Linked DNA regions of Mus musculus: regions 1, 2, 3 and 5 are each linked to region 4. Evidence: chromatin loops called from intact Hi-C (ENCODE). Cell type or tissue: heart. All regions are shown on one strand. Region 1 holds the start of Gcc1 (golgi coiled coil 1). Region 2 holds the start of Snd1 (staphylococcal nuclease and tudor domain containing 1). Region 3 has its middle 12 kb from the start of Pax4. Region 4 holds the start of Zfp800 (zinc finger protein 800). Region 5 has its middle 12 kb from the start of Gcc1.

Region 1 (4,000 bases), 160 kb after region 4:
AGGGCTTGGAATAACCCAGAACAAGTGGGAACTGGGGATTTTTAACTGAAGTGCCCTTTCTACCATAGTTTTCCATTCTTCATTAAGCTTGAATACAAAGTATGTTTCTGTTAGCCAAATCATTTAAAGAAACCGTGTAACATTCTTTCCCTTTCCCAACATGCCTGTAAATTCAAACCCAACCTAGATCCCTCTCTCTACTGAAAGGGAACACTATAAAACAGTTGAGGCAAACCTCACCTGAGCGTATACACAAGGCATTTCTTCTGGGGAAAATCCCCTTTGCTTCCTCCAGTCACCTTACCTAGAAGCACACACTTCTCAGGATACACACAAGCTTTCCCTACACAGCTGTCACTGTATCACCTCAAGCAGCACAGCTGGTAAGATGCCAACACCCAAGGCCTAGATAGAGCTATCTGGCTTGAACCCAGAAATACTCAGGAACTCTTCATCCTGTTAGAAGGACACCACACAAAGCCACACTTCACGGGACTCACTGATGCAATTTTTTCACTTGGCATCAAATATCACTATGCATGTTGGGAATGTGGAACCAGACCAAAGTCCCAGTACTCACACTAACAACTCACGCTATCTCACCAGGCATCCCTTGACTAAAACAAGACCCTGCCTTAAGTGGGGAGAGGGGTGCCCTTAATCCTAGCACTTGGTATGGAAAAGCAGGCAAATCCCTGTGAGTTCAAGGGCAGACTGGGTTACATGGTAAGACCCTGCCTCATGAAAACACACACAGAGAAACAAACACACACACACACACACACACACACACACATAGGGATGCATTACAGTTATCTAATGACCAGAAGAGAAAAATAATAATTTCCTATGTAAGCTAAAATGACTATTTGAAGGATATGAGAATAATTACCTTCCTCATTTCTTGCTGCAATTGGGCCTGGAAATGGCTTTTAAGACGGGCAGCCTCTTGCTGAAGCTCCTGCAGCCGGGGGTCTGGTCGGTTCTTCTCATCTCGAATGGTTTGCAGCTCACCTTTCAGCTCCTCTACCTCTCGGGTCAGCTGCTTGGTCTGCAGTTCAAACCCTTCGACCTGATCAGCGGCATATGCCCGCCCTGCCAAGGCTTCTCTGGTCTCTTCTAAGCGAAGTTCCAGGTCCTGGCGCTGGGTCCTCTCCTCCTGCAAGAGCTTCTGAAGCTCGCGCAGCATCAAGGCATGGTCACTCTGCTCCTGGGCACGATCGTGCTGCTGTGTAATGAGGCGGGCTTTGGTTTCTGCTATCTGCTCTTGCAGCACCTTCAAGTCTCCCTCCAGGCGACCCCGCTCTTCCTCTGCCTTTTTATTGGCATCCTCTAAGTCCTGCTTCATCTTCTTCTTATCCGCCAGGTAAGACGCCTCCATACGGGACTTTTCCTGAGTGACTGTCGCCAAGGAGCTAGTCAAAGTGGCCAACTGAGTCTTCAGCTGATGCACTCTTTTGTCCATCTCACTACCGGCAGATGGCCCATCCCCACTGCTACTACTAACGCCACTCTCTGACCCACTGGCCTCTTCAGACTTTGGGGGAAGTGGTCCACGGGCCGCTCTGTCATCTTCAACCCCAAATTCACCCTTGACACTTGTAAGACTGGCTGCGGTATCCAAGCTAGTGGCAGTTCCGGTGCTGTCCTCACTGTGAGTGGAGCACCGGTCATCCACAGAATCAGGAAACGTGAGACCTGGAGGCTGCACACCTGAGAGGCCTACATCCGCCTCGTGGGATACCGACAGTACCTTGATGCTGGCCTCCAGGGCTTCTTTCTCCTTCAGCAGGCTTTTATAGGCACGCACCACATCCTTGAGTCTTGCCTGGTACTGGAGAAGCTGCTTTTTCTGTGTCTCGATGGTCTCCAAGAGATCCTTCTTACTTGGGCCGCCCCCGAAATTCATCCCAAACTTCTCCATGGGGGTTCTGGCGTGGACCGCTCCACGTCAACGTTCTTGCAGCCCTGGGCAGAGCCACAGGGACAGCTAAAAGTGAAGCAGAGAGAACCGTCTGGCTGCAGGCAATACACCCGGTCCGTCCAGCGGTCCGGGCGGGATGAGGGGCCGCGGTGGCCAGGCAAAAGCACTGCAGGAGCCAGGCCGAAGGTGGGAGCCAGTTCCAACCTGGAGGCGGAGTGACGCTGACCTAGCAGGAGCAGTCAGCCTAGGCTCTCCAGTACAGGCCCTGAGCCTGTCCCGCCCTAGCCGCTCCTGTGGCCACCGCAACCTAGACCCGCCTCCCTCCGCCCACGATAAGCCCAGGGTTTACACTAAGCCGGGTTCCATCACGATTTCCCAACAACTGGAACAGCACCGCTTCCGGGTCTCCTGGAAGTGACGGCAGCAAAACGCCACAGACCCCGCCCCGCCGTGGGCGTGAGATGGGTGGGGCTTCCGCACCGTGTCTGCTGGTGGCCTGGAGAGGGAGTAACCCGTAGGTAAGTCTAGAGCAAGCACCTGAGCAGTGGTTTGGAGATGCCTAACTTTGCCCTCAAGCTACCACCAGTGAGCGACAGGGGGCGACGTCGCACTGCATTTGCCCCAAAAACATAGATGAAAGACGCATCAAACTATTTGGGGCAATGTCCAACATTTGGGGCAACAGTTAGGACTCATACTAGGAAAACGAGGCCGGTACCTGGTTAACGTAAAGCATAATAGCTCCCTCCCTTAGTTCTGATTAGTAAAAGGGGCATTATATAGCCATAAGGCCCATCTTGCATACCAGCATATGCTGGGGTCAGGGCTGTGTCACAAGAGTTACACTTACGGGAACATAGAGTAAAATGTACAGAGGGGTAACATGTCCAATGTCACTCAGCTAGGAAGTTTAGGAGTCCTATCTCAGTCTGCCTCTCAACATACTACATGCTATGCCAGATAGCACTACTGAAGAAGCATGGCCTTGTCCCAAGAAACTCCTAACAGCAAGGACACAGAGATTCAAACAGGTAGCTCCTGCCTTCACACTAGTGTGTCGGGGCATTGCAGAAGTGGTATAAAGGAGATGAGGCACCTGCCAGGACAGAGACTCTTAGGGGAAATGATTTGAAGTTTGAGAGATGAGTAGACTGCCAAGCTCAATGCAGATGTGGGAAACCAGCATGGAGGAAAGTGGAAAGGTGTATAGGGACGTCAGGCATCAGTGAGCCTAACTTGCCCAGGAAGCTTATGGTGTGGGAGAAGGGTGGCTACTGATGAGGCTGGAACAAAGGACCCAACTTAAAGGCATTTAGATTTTACCTTAGGTGACAAGACATGAAAAGATTTTCATCTCAAGAGCACACCATCAAGTCTCCTTTTTCTTTTCCATCAAGACTCTTGTGGGGACTGTAAGACGACTCAGCAGTAAAGGCACTTTCCACCCAGGCCCAATGATCTGACCTGAGTTCTATCACCAGGGCCCACACGGTGGAAAGAGAGAACATATTCCCACAGGTTGTCCTCTGAGAGCTACACCTCCACACATGAACACGAAATAAAAGTGGGGAGGGAGCCAGGCGTGGTGGCGCACGCCTTTAATCCCAGCACTTGGGAGGCAGAGGCAGGTGGATTTCTGAGTTCGAGGCGAGCCGGGTCTACAAAGTGAATTCCAGGACAACCAGGGCTATACAGAGAAACCCTGTCTCGAAAAAAAAAAAAAAAAAAGGGTGGGGAGGAGCTAGAAACAAAATAAGATTCCTGTGACATTATGAAGATACCAAGCCTGTGAGAGGGGTGCGGGGAGGGAAAGAGATGAAATAAGAGTGACAACGGGTTTTAAGAAAATATTTCTGTAATAAAAATCTACTCAAGATGCCAAGGCAGCCGTCACATCTCCGTGAGTTCGAGACTAGGCTGGTCTACATAGCAAGTTCCAGACCACCCAAGGCTACATAGTGGACATAGTGTTTCAAAACAAAAGACAATGAGCTACTTTGAGAATCTTTTAAATGTACTTTTCGACTCTATCAAAGTCTTCTCAGGAATGCAAGTTTACCACTTAAGAGTAAAGCA
Region 2 (4,000 bases), 220 kb after region 4:
GGCAAAGGGTGGATATGAGGGGACAGGGAGATGAGCAGGCCTGGGGTGCATGATATGAAACTCACAAAGAATCAATAAAAAGTTAACAAAAGAAAAAAAAGGTTCTGGTAACAGACAGCAAGATTAAAACTTAATCACCTAGCTTGATAGTGTGTGATACAATAGTTACCAGTCATGTGTATTAAATTAATTAAAGTTAATATTAAAAACTCCCTTCCTTAATTGCACGTGCAATACTGCAAGTTCTCATTAGCTACAGCTGGCTGGTGCCTCCCATGTTGGATAGGGCAGGAAGAGAACATTGCATCACTGCAGAAAGATCTAGACAATACTGAGCAAGCCTTTCCCTATAAGTCAATATACACTAAAACTACAAAAGAGGAGCACAAGTAGCTGAAAAGTAGTTCGGGGCCAGGTATGCTCTGCTAAGGAGCTGAAGTCTGGCCTGATGTTGAGGGACTGGCATGATTAGAAAGTGCCTTATGGTAAGAACAGCGGACTAGTGGTCTGGAGGACCGAAATGGGAGACAGCTGAACAGTGGACACAGAAGGCTCTTGCACAGCAGTGTCCACTGCATTCCCCCCCCCCCCCCCATGGGAAGCTTGTTAGAGAATTAAACATCTTTGTCTAGGTTATGGATTCTATAGACTTGGCAGAGGATGAGGTAGGTTTGTCTACCAGAGAAGCAGGTAGAGGCCTAAGATAAGATTATTTATGGTAGACAGTTGAGTTCATATCTTGACTCTGTCCCTTAAGATACTGACCTAGCACTGCTCACTAGATTTTTTTTCAAACTACATTTTTTATGTATATGTTATATATATCTGTGTGTGTATGCAAGCATCACATGTCACAGTTTGCCTGAGAGGTCAGAGGATAGCTTGCAGGACTTGGTTTTCTTCCTCCACCATGTGGGTCCCAGGGACTGAACTCGGGTTATCTACCTTGCAATGCAATCAACTTTACCTGTTGGAGCCCTTTGAGATTCCTATTCACTTAAAAATAAACAGACAGAAAACAAAACATCAATGCTCTCCTTTGAAGAAACAGATCATATGGACTTTGTAGGCTTGTCTTAAGGACTAACATATTCTTCAGGGAAAAAGTATTTAACAGGCAGTGTATACTGTGCATGTTCATGCTCCACGTAATTTGGTTGTTAGGACTGACTAGTAGGATCAATGGTTGTGTAGAAATAGAAAATTAGTACAAGCAAAAGAGAATTAACTGGCTGAGTAGGGGGGAAAGGACAGTAACTATGATCAGAAAATGAGATGTTTGGAATTAGTTTCAACTGCTTCAACTATCCTGGAGAGAGTGGCTACACTGTTGCAAAGGTCAAATTCACTAAAGATGAGGTCTTAGAGCTGAGCTACCAGTGTACTGGGCAACCCCTCAAAATTGTTTTATATATGTGTGTGTGTGTGTGTGTATCTATCTATAAAGATCCGTTTTCTCTTTTGAATAGGGTGAATTCGTGGTACAGACTTGGCTTTGGAGCTATAGGAAGATGCTGACCCCAAAACTTGACCCTGATTTGAGACATGCGTGACTACTCAAACTTCTTAAAACAGGCTATAGTGGAAGTAGTGTCTTTAGCGTAGGTCCAGGTTTTATTATTAAATAATACATACAAGAACCTGTGCTCTAAAACGGGGCACTCCAAGACCATAAATTCTCCCTGAATATCCACTTGAATATGGCTTTCCTGATCCACCTCGAGCTGAGATTAGCAGTGAGTTAGGACTGTCTCCCGCTCAGCCCTGGGATGGCAAATCCCAAGGTTTTTCCTAACCTCAGTTGGAGCAGGAGGGAAGGAGCCGAAAAACGAGGCTATTCTCAGTGTGCAGGACGAGTCATCCTCTAAGAGATGCTTATTGCTTCCATCAACAAACATGAGCGGAACTCACAAGCACTAAACCCCAGTGATACTCCGGACCACCGGGAGATTCGCGGCCACATTCCGGGTCAAGACTAACATCAGCAGGTTACCCAATGGCGGCGACTTTCAAAAGTTTCCTCTGCTTTGCGGAGGTGAAACGTCAGAACTCTGAGAGCAGTAAGGTTCCTTTGGGACGGCCCCAGGCCCTTGTCGTCCAGTTCCGGTGTCCAGCTCCGTACACGTGGGCGCTTTGCCGCTTGAGGGGCGGGGCAGGAGCAGAACCTCCGCTGGAGGGCGAGGCCCGCCCCGCCTTCGGGGCTCCCATGGCTCCCCGCGCACCACTGCCAGATGCTGACGTGTCCTTTCCTTCCCACTACACCTCCCGACACCACCTTCTCAAGACTTCCCCGGAAGTCCCGCCTCAAAACCATCCCGTCACCGCAAATCAGCTCTTTCAGCGCTTCCTGGAGCTCCGCACCCGTTTTGGGACCAAAGGGCGGAGCTTCATAAAGAGAGTGCCTATTGGCTTGAGTTCCAGCGGGTTCTGGACGCTAATTGGCTAGAGGGCGGTGGCGCTCTGGCACGCTTGCGCGGCGAGTAGAACGTGTGGCGGCGGCGGAGATCGCGTCTCCTCTTTTGCTCCCAGTCCCGCTGGTGTTCTAGTGTGCGCCTGGCGCTTCTGTCCAGCCCACCGACGGTAGCCTGTCGCCTGCCTGCTCCTTGTCGCTGCAAGCGCCGACACCCACCCTGACACTTCCAGTCCGGCCGGCCGCCCCACTCGCTGCCTTTCCAGCTCCACACATGGCCTCCTCCGCGCAGAGCAGCGGCTCCTCCGGGGGACCCGCGGTCCCCACCGTGCAGCGGGGCATCGTCAAGATGGTGAGAGCGGGACCCTGGACCCGGACCCCTCTGCTGCTTTGGAGCAGGAGCCAGGCATTGACTTCCTTCTCTCCCGTCAGCCTGCATGGTCTCAGTTTGCTTTTCCTCTGCCCCTTCCTCACTCTCCACCTACTCTCCGAATCTTCACCAGGCAGAACCCGAGAACGAACTTATCTTGACTTTTGCCTCCCGGGCAACCTGTCCATGATTCGCTCGCTGTGATTTTCGTGGGTCGCGGCTTTCGGAGCCCCTACCTGTTTACCAGAAGCAGGTCTATTACCGGTTCATTAACGGAGATAGTTCACGGATAGTTACTCCCATCCCCCTCTTTCTGTCCATTTTGACATATGCCGATTAGTTCGCAGTTTCTCTAGATCCGGACATCTTTTCCTGGAACCCCGGGAGTGCTTGGCTGTCACGAAGCTTGTCTCTGTCCACTGACTCACTTATTCACCCAAAGTTTTCTCAACTCTTTCCCCCTTTTATCTCAATGTCTAGTTTCTAGGCCTGGAAGCTCCTGATTTTCGTGTATTTTTAAATTAAAAATTTAGCCTGGCAGGGATCTTATACTAAGTAGCATTTCTTCACTTCTTAAGGACAAGGAGCCTGTTTTTAAAGAGAGTAACTAACTTGCCTTAAGGGCACATGGCGGTTTGGAGTGGAGCCAATAATAAGAGTCCAGGTGTTCTGATTCCCTGTGTAGGGTTCTTATTATAGATCCTGCTCACTTACCTTTGCTTTCTTTATTCGGAATTTTGAATTCCATCACCTCCACTTCCACACTAATTTTGTAGCATAAGTTCTGTTCTATTTCTTATATTGTTTCTCCTTTTTTTCCTCCCACATCTTGAGGTCTGACATTTCTCGTTTGTTAACAGATTTTTCTGTTTAAGATGGCTGTGATCTTTTCGATTGCTTTTCATATTGTAACTCCAACGACTTTTCTCTCCAGAGTGGAAGACAGTTTCCCCAGAGAGCCAGTTTTTGAAACTTTTTTTGTTTTTGCTGTCCCTGTTGTCTTTCTCAGGATTAATATACTCTGCAGGGGGATCCGGGGAGATGGCTCAGTGGATACAGGTGCTTGCTGCTCAGTCCTGAGGACCCCGGTTCGCATCTTCACGGCACACATTAAAGCTGGACGTGGCTGTTCCACTGCCTGGAACCTTTGTGCTGCACGTGGCGCTGGTGGACCCTGGGCTTTTGCTGTTCCACCAGCCTAGCTAAAAATATCAGGCTTC
Region 3 (4,000 bases), 200 kb after region 4:
CATTTAAAAAAAAAGATAATCTGTCTGCCTGGTTGGGACAGCTGTGTTACATAAGCTAAGGCACGCTAAGGCATGTAAGAACATTCTGTGTGCCTGCTACTGTTATTATCATTATGCACCAATAGTTTAACATTGTTCTGTATTGGCTGATTCAGTAGTTACAATCTAGCCTTAGAGATGCCCAGGCCACTCCCCCACTCCCTGCCCTAACTCTGTAGTCCTGTAGTTTCTGGCTCTCTGCTTCTGCAGGTGGCCCTTGTGACCTCTGGATTTACTCATCTATCTTATGAAATCCCTTTGTTGACCTAGAGTTACCTTGCTTGGCAAATAGTTGGGTAACTTTCTGCTTTTGAAATTACAAAAAAATTGCAGTGTGTGTGTGTGTGTGTGTGTGTATGATAGGTATGTGGGTTTAAGTGCAGACACACACATGCCACAATGTAAGTAAGTGTGGAGGTCAGAGGACAAGCTTGGGTATCAGTCCCAGCCTTCCACTTTGTGTGAAACAGGGTCTCTGTTTGCACTCACTGTGTGTGCTAGGGTAACTGGCTTGAGAGCTTCCAGCCATTCTCCTGCCTTTCCTCCCACTCTGCTGTAGGAGCGCTATGGCTTCAGGTACATCCTGCCGTGCAGGTTTATGTGGGCTCAGAGGATCTAAACTCAGATCCTCATGTTTTCTTCTTAGGGCTAACTGTCTCCTCAGCCCTACACTTTAATTTATGAAAAGGAAGGAGGTGAGGAACACAATTTATTGATGATCCAATGGTTTTTTGTCTGTATGCTCTCTAAAGATTGTGGACTTTTGGCTTAGGTTACAGTGATAGTGGATTCTATTAGTTCTCTTTAGTCATGCCTGAACATAAGTCAAAAACCTGCTGTCTGGAGCACTCTAGCATGGATAGCCTTCACTGCTTAGCCTGACCCAGTGGAGATGAGAAAGAAAACACCCTCCCTCCTGTTAAGGAGCCTACCTCTGTTCCAGAAATCTGGGGCTCTTCATCTTCACTGTGTCCACAAAGATCCCCAAAACAACACCTGCTCAGCCTGACAGTGGCTCTACCCTACCTAGAGAGCGAGCTATGTAAAGATAGGTAATTATAAATAAAGTCTTATTACTCTCTTTGGCTTGGCACCATTAAACACAATAATCAGATTTGAATGCCCCATTGCCATGGATTTCATTCCCGGCCCAGATGGCATCCCTGAGTTCTAATCCTCGCTCACCGCTTTAGCCGTCCTCACATGTTCTTGATTCTACATCAAATTAGGTCTTTGCTCTTCACTCTCCTCCCCGGAAGTCAACATTTTAAGCACTAAGTTTTACATCGTTCCACATTTCTCTTCTTTTCCCTGCAAGACACCTGAGTCCAGTGCTGGAGGAAGCTGCTTTCTAATCTCTGGTTGTTGTTTCATTTCCTCTCTCCAGCATTTGGACCTTTCATGGCCACCCTTTCTCCGGCTAATGAGCTTGTTTCTTTCCAGCATCCCAGCCTTTTGCGTTTTCTCTCTTGGTTTTATATATGTGCTTGAATGTGTTCTCACAACTGACTGTGTAGTTGGAAGTGTTGTGGCTGAACAGTATTTGGAGACAAAGCTGCTTGACCTCAGCCTGGTTCAGTCAGTTGCCTCAGGAGCAGCTTGGCAGGTACTGGCTCCCGCATTGGGTCAGCTCCTGGGCGCCCCCTGCAGTCTTCCTACATTTGTAGCATCTGCAACCTCATTCCCTTCCTTTGCACACTTCCCACACGGCCCCTATCCCCACCCCTGACAGCAAGAGTGATGTTAAGAAAGACAGATGACACCCAAATGGAGGTGACAAAGGAATCGCATGAGAGACATAACAACAAACAGAGCTCTGAGACATGTTTTCCCCAAAGACTCCATCCCTTGCCGCACATCTGACTTTCTCTAGGGAAGGAAATGAAAAGACACTGTGGACTCCAGCAGTTTAGACTCCTTTGGGTTACAAGCCTTGTTAGAGGAAGCTGAGCCTGAGAATAGATTTATCTCTTGAGAAAACAGGAACGTATCTCATAGCAAGCACTGAAAAGATGAATTAAATTATCTAGTTATAATTGCCCCAAGAAGCTAATCTTAGTAACCCAGAGAGAGGAATAATTATGTTGGATGAGTAGTAAAGAATGTGGATTCTACCTCTGGAATCTTCTTTTATTTTTAATTATGGCAATCACATCAAATCAACCAGTTTAGTCTTTTTAAGGCTATAAGTGAGTGACAATAAGTGCAGTCACGATGCTATATGAACACCATCAGTCTTTATTGCTACAATGTTTTTATTACCCCAAAGGAAAACTTGTGTCCTTTAAGCAATAACTGTCACCACTTTCAACTGTTAATAGCATCTATTCTAGTTTCTGTCGGGGAACTTGCCAACTTTAGGTCCAACACATAAATGGTGGCATCGATGTTTATTGCGAATCAAATCCAGATCCACACCCCCAGTCGACCGTGATAGTTTTTAGAGTGAAATTCTTACACATTTCTTCTTCCCTTCTCTTCATCACCCAGTCACAATAAACAACGAAGGCTCTTTTGAAACTTTTGGTGAGCTTTGGAGATAAAGGGGTAGTCCAGTGCGTGAGCCTTGGGAAGTAATGAAGATGCCACTCTAGGAAGACGAGAGATGGAATCAAGCCCAGAGATGTCGGCCTGAGAAGGAGGGAGAATCCTGTAGAGGTGACGGCTCACATATCTCCAGGACAAGGGAGAAGACTGGCAAGAGGAATCCATCAACCACTCGGTTCACAGAAATGCCAAGTGTTTCCATCGGCAATGGTGATGGGTGGCTCTCCCTACAAGGAAGGATTTCTGAACTGGCGAGAAGCTTCCCTAAACTTGGATCTACTCAAAAAGGTAAAAGAGGCACGGACAAAGTCGAGAACTTGAGATGCCCAAGTAAACCTGCCCAGTTTCTAGGCTCTCTCCCAACCCGTCCTTATCTTTTGGGAGATCTTTAAGTTGAAGTCTTAAAAACGCAGGGGTGGGGGTACCATCCTTGTTCAGGTCTTGCAGAGCAGTCATGTTGTTGAGACTTCATTCGTAAAATTAAAAGAAAAAAAAAAAAGTAGGGTGGGCCGGTGAGATGGTTTCAGCATATAAAGCATGTGCTGGGCAAGTCTGATGGCTGGAAGCCATGTAAAGGTAAGAGAAAGAGAGACGGAGACGGAGACGGAGACGGAGACGGAGACGGAGACGGAGACGGAGAGAGAGAGAGAGAACAGATTTCATAAAGTTGCCCTCTGACCCCCACATGCTCCCCACCTATGTGCCATAGCATGTCTATATGCAAGTGCTCGTGTGTGCGCACACACACCATACACACAATAATTATAAATTTAAAATATTTTTGAAAGTTTTAACAATAGGAGACAAAAAAAGAAAAACGAATAAAATATTATGAAGTACTTGGGTTGAAAACTTCAGTCTATGCTCTTTGGAAAGACAAAATTTAACTTATTGCAGGAGTGATTCCATTATCCTGATCGGCACCTTTTCTATAGCTACTCCTTAACACTGAGGGCTACAGAGGGACAGCCACGCCCTTCCTAGCCATACCTCTAGAACAGAGCATCTTCTGTTCCCTACTGCTCTGCCTGGTACCCAAAGTGAAGCTCTGTGCTCCTTCCTGGACAGGGCTGTGAGCAAGCACACGGCAATGCAATACACCCCCTGCCTTCCACCAACACATCATCTACTTCCATCCTCACTACAAAGTTCATTTTGTGTGGTCCACCTTACTCTTAACTGACCATTATGTCATGACCATTATGACCATGATGTCCTTCGATGGTTATGGAGATCTCATCTTAAGTTCATCTTGTCTTCCCTGACAGTTCTAAGGGCCAGGGCAAGGAAGAGACCAGAAGCTGGCCAGTGTTTGCCTGACTGTCACAGTCCTCATGTTACCTGCTGTATTTCAGAATGCACGAGTCAGCATGGAACAAGAACCAGAGGTATGGGGTCCTGCCTGGGTACCTAG
Region 4 (4,000 bases):
AAAAACCAAGAAATACATCTTCACTTCAAATATATAAAAGGTAAGGTATAAAGGGTGCTTAAGTTAGATGGGTCAGAAGATGAATGAAAATGAGGTCCCCTCCTAGAGGTACCTGTTTTACTAGGTTAGAACTGATCCAAGCAAACACAACAGACACAGGCTGAAGTCCAGTGGTAATGTCCTGTAACGCAAAGGAGTGTGTCCCCTTTACTGTTACCACGTTTCTCTTACTCAAAAAAAGTAGCTTCAAATACTCTGCTAAAAAAATCTAAATACATGAGCATAATTAAAATATTTCAATTAAAAGCAATCCAAAGTAGGCGGGGGAAGTTACCAACCCTGGTAACTTAAAAGTAAAAACTGATAAACGCATGTCTTTGAATTAGAATAGAAAGACCTTTATTCGTAGTTGACACTGTGAGTCCTTTTAAGATAAGGCCCTCAACAGTTTACAATGCCTGTTAAATTAAAACTCACTAATAAATTCTTTATGAGACTCAAAAAAGTTTTAATATCATAAATTAAACAGAATCTGCTCAACATAATAAAATACCTTAAATACTCTATATATTCTAAGCAATACAATACAATAAATTCTATCCGAAACATTTAAGATGTTTTTTAAATTCAAAAAGTCCACTTGTCCCTACAGGTTCAATCAACCTTCTTGACCCAAATTAAACTTTTGGCTTTGTTTGTTTGTTTGTTTGTGGGAGTGGTAAACTTTATACTATGGATTAAAACACTTCAAGGGAAAGTTATTTTAACAATAAGAAATTTTCAAGAAGCTGAATGGTAGTAATCACCTATCTCATCTTTACCTTCTTCTTCCATTTTAAACATTCAGAGCATGGAGTGAACCAATAACGAAGCTGCCTTGAAAAAGAAGGGAAAGGAGCTGCCCGACCTTGTGGAAATGATTGACGGTGACACTTGTGGCACTTTCTCTGGGGGCTCAAGCAATGGAGATCTCCAGTTTGTACAGGCTTTTGGCATTACGCGAGTAGTTTTACGCAGGAGAAACCGAGTTACTTAGGAAAGACTTCTTAGAGACAACGCAGAAAGCCGAGTAGCTCTGGTGAAGGAGAGCAAAGACACTGGGGAGAAAAAAACGGACTTACCTGGTTCGCAGCATCCGTGATGATGGTGGTCCGTTTGACAGTATTTGTCCCTCAAAGGCATTTTTAACGGGTGCGACCTATTTTCCTTTCACTGTGAGAAGCTCTTCATTGCGGCTTGGCTGTGGACAGAGAAGCACAAACCCATCACTATCCCTGAACTTCTATGGAGGCTGTGGCTGCAATTTCCACAGACCATCCCACCATGCGCTCTCTGCCCTCACCCCGGGCCCGCACCTTCCGCTCGGAAAAGAAACCGCCGCTCGCCCGGCCTCCGGCCCCACGTCCCCGCACAGGTTCACCGCCCTACCCGGAAACGCAGCGTCCGGCGCGCAGGGCAGCGCAGCGCACGGCGAAGGCCTGGCGGGCTGCGCAGGCGGCTGCGGCCTCGCCGTGCTGGGCGGACGAGCGAGCGAGCGAGCGGGCGGGCGCGCGGAGAGCCGGGCGCGGGACGCGGGACGCGACGGGGCCCCTGCGCGGCTGAGGAGCGGCTCGCGCGCCCTCCGGCCACGCACGTGCGTCGGGGGGTCTCCCCGGCGCAGGTCGGGTCCGGTCCGCGCCGCCAAGTGCGCCCAACTTACTCAACTCCCGGAGCGGCCGGCCGGCCAGCGGGCGGGCGGGCCGCGGCACCAGCCGGGCGCACGACGCGGCCGAGGGCCCCACCTGGCGCAGCCCCGGCGCAGCGCGTGAAGCCGAGCGGGCTTCGGCCCCGGCGCGCTCCCAAAGAGTCCCCGGCGGCGCCGACGCGGAAGCGCCACAGCTCACCACGTCCTCGGGCCGCGGCTGCGGTGGCGGCTGTGGCGGTGGCGGCGGCTCACGGCAGCCCTCCGCGCTCCGGGCCGGCGAGCTGGCGGCGCGCGGGCGCAGGCAGTTGACAGGACGAACCGCCGGGCGCAGCAGCCGAAGGAGCTGGAACCGGAGCAGGCAGGACTGAGGCGCCCCTCGCCAGGGCAACGGCCGCGCCGAGCCCGGCTCCCCTCAGCGCCGCGCCGCTCCACCTGCAACGGTCCCCCGGGCTTTGGAGAGGGGCGGGGAGCCGCGCGGGTCCCCCACCTGGGGCCTTGCGGGTAGCAGATGCTTCGGGAAACTTTATGGAAGTCAGTCCCGTTCTCTCGTGGCCGCCCCTTCCCCGGACAGCCCGAGCGACCGCCGTGCAGAGAGGGTAGGAAGGGGGAAGCAGAGAAGTCTCCGGCTGCGACAGGGAGCGACTGACTGACCCCGGACGGAGATGGGGCGAGGGCAGGAAGTGACAAGCTCACGGAGTGGGTGGGGGGAGTGTGGCCGGCACGCCCGGCAGCGCGGCGCGCATGCGCTGGGCGGGCAGCCCCGGTGGGGAGGCGACGCGCGGGGCCGGCCTCGGGCGGAGGAGGGTAGACTGCGGGGTTGGCGGGCGCCGAGGGCGGCCGGGTAGCTGGCGGGCCTCGCCGGCGCGCGCCCGTGCGTCCTCCCGCCGGCGGCTGCGGAGCGACGGCCGGAGGCTGCGTGCGCCCGGAGGTGTGAGAACCAGAACCGCGGGCGCGTCTTCCCCTCCCCGGGCACGCGCCGCTCGCTCGGGCACCAAACTGTTGCTCGCGCTGCTGCGCTTCGGCGGATCCGACCCAGGCAGAGTTGGGGAAGCGGAGGAGAAAAGGAGGGACTGGGAGCCCGAAGTGGACTGGATCGGGAGAGCTGTCAGGTGCTGGCTCGCCAGCTGTTGTCCAAGTGTACCTCCTGGAACTTGGGACAGGAGAGTCTAAGTCGGGCTCTGGGAAAGAACGCGATTGGCAACGTTCTGAGGGTGCAAACCTGGAAGTGAAGTTGGGTCACATGGCTAACACGCACTTTCCCTCTTGGGCACCAGCATCCTGCTTGGAAAATCCCCGAAGATCAGATCGAAGATGGCCATCTTCTGTCAAATCTACAAACCTTGAGCTGCTTTTCATATCCAGTAGCTGCTGCCGCCACCTTCTTCCCAACTCTGAGATGGAATTCTTGCCCTTGCTAACTTCACTCGAATAGGTGTCAGCTATTGGTCAGGGTTTTGTGAGAGCTCCCATTTGACCTTTTTTATCTTCTCAGGATGAATGAAAACCACAATTAACTAACTTCCAGTTTTCAAGTTCCAGTTTTGGAGCTTCTGAAAAAAGAAAAGTTTAGGAAGGAAGGCACTATGTGTTTGTATTTTGGGTTTTTTGTTTTTTGTTGTTTTGAGATGGTCTTGCTGTGTAGCTCAGGCTTGCCTGGAACTAGCTGAGTAGCCCAGGATGACCCTGAAATCAGGATTCTCCTCCTGCCACTATGCACTTTCTTTTTCAAAGCTGGGGTTACAGGCTGACACCACACTAGGCTCTGTGTTTGTGAAGAGAAAAATCACCAAAATCAATTTTCAAAATTCCAAAGGAAGTTTGTAAGCAAATGCAGTTGTTACTATAGGACTGTTGAATGGAATACTTGCATACGTCTTGTACGGTTGGAGCAGAATAGAATAAATGTTCTGCAGCTACATAGGATATTATATTATGATCTCATTTTCTGTTCCATTGTCAAGAATCACTACCCACATGAAGCAAATGCAGATTATAGGTCAATATGCTATAAATGGCCACTTCTATGTGGTGGTATTATGCAGCCAATAGAAATCATATTTGGGGGTTGGAAAGATGACATTGTCAGTTAAGTCTGGTCAAGAAAACCTGAGTGTGATCCCAGAACACATGGTACAAAAACGTTGGAGGTGAACGTTCACCTGCAATTCCAGTGCTAGGGAGACCAAGAGAGAAGAATCCCTGAGGCTTGCCAGCCAGCTGGCACAACCAAACGGATTAGGTCCAGGCTCAGTGAGAGCCCCTGTCTCAAAAAGTAAATTGAGCAATTGAAGAAGACATACAACATGGACCTTTAAC
Region 5 (4,000 bases), 150 kb after region 4:
AATATTTCCTTCAGATCTAACATCCTGGACTTTCTTCAACCATCTCTCACAAATCAAAGTGGGTTTGAATAGTCCAGGTCTTGAGACCCTGCCTTTTCCCTCTGTGAGATGTACTTCCCACATCCTAAGCCACATGATAAATATTGTTCATTGCTCACAGCCGGGTTCATCCTTAGGTCTCTGCCCGTCCCTGTCTCCTCACGCTCATATGATCATTGCTCATCTGCTTCTTCCTGTATAGAACCTGAATCTGGAATAAGAAGGAAGAAAGAGGGCTGGCAAGATGGCTCAGTGGGTAAGAGGCACTGACGGCTCTTCTGAAGGTCTTGAGTTCAAATCCCAGCAACCACGTGGTAGCTCACGACCACCGGTAATGAGATCTGACGCCCTCTTCTGGCTCATCTGAAGACAGCTACAGTGTACTTATGTATAATAATAAATAAATCTTTGGGCTGGAGAGAGCAGGGACTGAGTGAGCAGGGCCAACAGGAGCAAGCAGAGATCCTAAAATTCAATTCCCAACAACCACATGAAGGCTCACAACCATCTGTACAGCTACAGAGTACTCTTATACATAAAATAAAACAAATAAATCTTTAAAAAATAAAAGAAGGGAAAAAGAAGTACACGGGCAGTATGACTCATATCAGGGTAGAGAATCCACTCTGGTTGGTGACCCAGATGATTCCCTCCACCCCTTGGCAAAGTTGGTCGCTGCAACTGTGGGGATAACAGAATTTCGACTCTGACTTGTACACATCCAGATATGACCTGAGTCATGAATGGGATAGAGCCTCCAACAAAAGTGATGCAGGGGGAAGACAACAACATATCTTCAAAAGATGGTCCACTAACTGCTGGAAGCCCTGTTCCCTTCCATGCCGAGGACTCACTTGCCAACAGCACCCATGAGGATTTACTAAGGTACCAGAGGGGATGGCAGGCAGTTCACAATCAAAGGATTGTACCATTCCCTGCTATTACCTATCAGGCAAGAAGATCTTGGCTTTTATTCTTCCTAGACCATGAGTGCTCAATTCATTTTAAAATCCACTTTTTTGTTGTTTATGACTAAGCCTAAGCATCAGAAAGAAGACAAAGTTCTGCTAAGAACTTTTCTCTAAACATAGAGTGCTATTTTTTTTTAAGTTCCTTAAGATCAAAAACTAGAGGTGCCTTTTCTCCTATTCAACCTCCAAGCCTCCACGTGCAAGGACATTGTCCTAATGAGAAGCATATTGCTCATTGGGGTAAGACCTGGAGCCCTAAATTTGGGTTTGCTCTTGAACCTTAACAATTGCGAAAGCTTATTTTCCTCTTCTGGGGGTGGGGGTGGGGGTGGAGGTCTTCCTGCTAGAGAAGAGAGCCAGGTCTAATTCCCTAACTCCTCTAACAACGAAAGACTACTATACCTGAGGCCAATTCTAGTCACATTCTTAGAGACCCAAGGAATCAAAGCACATTCATTAATGTGCCTGAGAAAGCAGCCCCAGGAGGGATGGAGAGAAAGACCAGAAAAATAAAAATCTTTTACTCTGAAGATACAAGATTACTATTTCTGGTCTCTTTTCATCCATTTGGCTATTTATCAAACACTATATACTAGGCTAGGAAAAAAAAAAAAAAGTTGAGAGCATAAAGACAAATGAGCTGTGAAATGTGACCTGGAGAGATTTGCTGAGTAGCTATGATGGTTAATATTGTCAGTTTGACAAAATCTAGAATTACCAAAGAAACAAGCATCCAGCCATGCATATGGGAGATAACTTTAATTAGATCAGGTCTGGGCATGCCCATGAGAGATTGTATTGACTAGGTTACTGAGGTAGGAAGAGCCACCCTAAATGTGGGTAGTACCTTTCCCTGGGCTGATGTCTGAGAATGCAGAAAAATGAGAAAGCCGTCTGAGCAGCAGCGGTGCTCTGCTTCCTGACAGAAGTGCAGTGGGATCCACTGACTCATTCATTCCCGCCCAGAAACTTCCGGCCTGGGCGGGACTTCCTGCCATGATGGATTGTAACATGGAACCGTGTGTGACCCAAAAGACTTCCTTTCTCTCTTAAGTTGCTGTTGTCGGAGAACTTTATCACAGCAACGGAAATGTGAGCAGCCAAGACAGAAGCATGTTAAAAATAAACAAGACCCATGTGGGGGCAAGAGAGATGGCTCAGTGGTTAAGAGCACCTGACTGCTCTTCTGAAGGTCCGGAGTTCAAATCCCAGCAACCACATGGTAGCTCACAACCATTCGTAATGAGATCTGATGCCCTCTTCTGGGGTATCTGAAGATAGCCACAGTGTACTTACATATAATAAATAAATAAATCTTAAAAGAAAAAAAAAAAAAAAGAGCCATGTGCAAAGGCACACACCTCCAATCCCAGGACACAAGAAGTGAAACAGGACTGCTGTGACTTTAAGGCAAGCCACGGGTATGCATCAAATCCAAATCTTCCCACCCCCAAACACTGCCAACCAATAAGTGGGCCGGTGGCATTTCTCAAAAGAACACAGACAGGCAATAGGTATTTTTTAAAGTGTGCAACATCCTTATCCATTAGTGCGATGCAAACACTGAGGTCTGCGCTTACATCTCATGCCAGTCAGAATGGCAGTCATCAAGGATAAAGTGGCAAAAATGCTGAAAATGTGGGGAAAAAGAAACCCTTAGTCACTCATGCAACCACTGTAGAAACCACTGTGTAGTCTCCCAAAACATTGAAACTGGGGAGTTGGGGGTAGGGCTGGGAGTGAGAATAGAAATCAGTGGGGGGCATCTCTGGGACTAGCTGGGGACCTAGATGGGGGAAGCTCCCAGGAGTCTATGGGAGTGACCCTAGCTGAGACTCCTAGTAGCTGGGGATGTGGAGACTCAAGTGGCCACCTCCTGTAGCCAGGCAAGACTTCCAGTGGAGAGGGGAGACATCAACCCACCCACAAAACCTTCAACCCAAAATTTGCCCTGCCTACAAGATATGCATGGATAAAGATGAAGATTGAGGGATGGCCAACCAATGACTGCCCCAATTTGAGACCCAGCCTATGGGAGAGAGTCAAGCCCTGACACTACTAATGATACTCTGCTATGCTTGCAGACAGGAGCCTAGCATAACTGTTTCCTGAGAGGCTTCATCCAGTAGTGAATGGAAACAGATGCAGAAACCCACAGCCAAACATTAGGTAATGCTGGGGTTTGGGGGAGGGGCATCTTGTGGAACAGTGTGAGGATATTGAACGAGCCAGAGGGGTCAAGAACACCACACAAAAGCCCTAAAGAGTCAACTAACCTGGGCCCATGGGGGCTCAGAAACTGAACTACCAACCAAAGAGCATGCATTGGCTAGCTACACCTAAGCACCTAAGCATTTGTAGCAGAAGTGCAGCTTGGTCTTCTTGTGCACGCCCTAACAATTGGGGCTCAGCAGTGAGGCTGGATGCTATCTCTACTCTGTTAGCTCCTCTTTCCCTAGCTGGACGGCCTGATCAGGCCTCAGTGGGAGAGGATGAGCTTAGTCTTGCTGAGACTTGAAGTCCCAGGGCAGGGTGGCACCCAAGGAGGATTTCCCCTTCTCTGAGAAGGGTGCATGGGGTAGGAAAGGTAATAGGGAAAAGGATTTGTAAGAGTGGGACTGGGAGGAGATGAGGGAAGTGGGTATGTGATCTGGATATAAAGTGAATAAGTAAATTAACAAAGGAAAAAAAGAGAGAGAGATCTACCATGAGACCCAATTACAACCAATCTTCTAGCTTCTAATTGTAATATAAGTGTATTTATGTGTAATTAAGTGAAGGGGTCAGAATACTAGAAAAGAGTAGGTCCATGGGATGGGGGAGGCCTAAAGCTGGGCATACAGAGTGGGTAATAGAATCCTGCAATATAAAAATGAGAGGGGGGAAAACTAGGGGCAGAAGGGTACAGTGGGGATGGGGGTAACAGGGACAGAAGGTAGGCAATCAACCACAACTAAGTAGGCATGAGAATGATACAGGAAACCTATAAC

The links. Peaks named below come from ENCODE experiments on the same cell type or tissue, not always from the same donor. Only the 100,000 strongest peaks of a DNase experiment are listed, where the experiment ranks them.
Region 1: it touches region 4 in a loop (3-fold over the local background); 15 of 42 quality-filtered maps call a loop at or near these places.
Region 2: it touches region 4 in a loop (4-fold over the local background); 12 of 42 quality-filtered maps call a loop at or near these places.
Region 3: it touches region 4 in a loop (3-fold over the local background); 10 of 42 quality-filtered maps call a loop at or near these places.
Region 5: it touches region 4 in a loop (2.6-fold over the local background); 9 of 42 quality-filtered maps call a loop at or near these places.

Annotation. Positions count from the first base shown.
Region 1 is chr6:28,419,393-28,423,392 of GRCm38, forward strand. Gcc1 (golgi coiled coil 1) reads right to left here and starts at 2,332. Exons shown (of 2, transcript NM_028900.4): 1 at 893-2,332. The coding sequence starts at 1,924. In heart, a CTCF peak has its summit at 2,496; DNase peaks (open chromatin) are centred at 1,169, 1,649 and 2,339; H3K4me3 peaks cover 2,320 bases; H3K27ac peaks cover 1,799 bases.
Region 2 is chr6:28,477,881-28,481,880 of GRCm38, forward strand. Snd1 (staphylococcal nuclease and tudor domain containing 1) reads left to right here and starts at 2,468. Exons shown (of 24, transcript NM_019776.2): 1 at 2,468-2,762. The coding sequence starts at 2,685. In heart, a CTCF peak has its summit at 2,188; a DNase peak (open chromatin) is centred at 2,331; H3K4me3 peaks cover 2,790 bases; H3K27ac peaks cover 2,189 bases.
Region 3 is chr6:28,459,067-28,463,066 of GRCm38, forward strand. No RefSeq gene overlaps it. Among named protein-coding and RNA genes, the nearest start is that of Pax4, 12 kb to the left of the region's middle. In heart, a CTCF peak has its summit at 1,681 (motif pointing left); a DNase peak (open chromatin) is centred at 1,665; H3K27me3 peaks cover 735 bases.
Region 4 is chr6:28,259,597-28,263,596 of GRCm38, forward strand. It overlaps Zfp800 (zinc finger protein 800), which reads right to left and starts at 2,328. Exons shown (of 6, transcript NM_001081678.2): 1 at 1,884-2,328; 2 at 1,122-1,240. The coding sequence starts at 1,182. In heart, no CTCF peak of the experiment used is centred here; a DNase peak (open chromatin) is centred at 2,395; H3K4me3 peaks cover 2,782 bases; H3K27ac peaks cover 1,996 bases.
Region 5 is chr6:28,408,206-28,412,205 of GRCm38, forward strand. No RefSeq gene overlaps it. Among named protein-coding and RNA genes, the nearest start is that of Gcc1, 12 kb to the right of the region's middle. In heart, a CTCF peak has its summit at 2,274 (motif pointing left); a DNase peak (open chromatin) is centred at 2,076.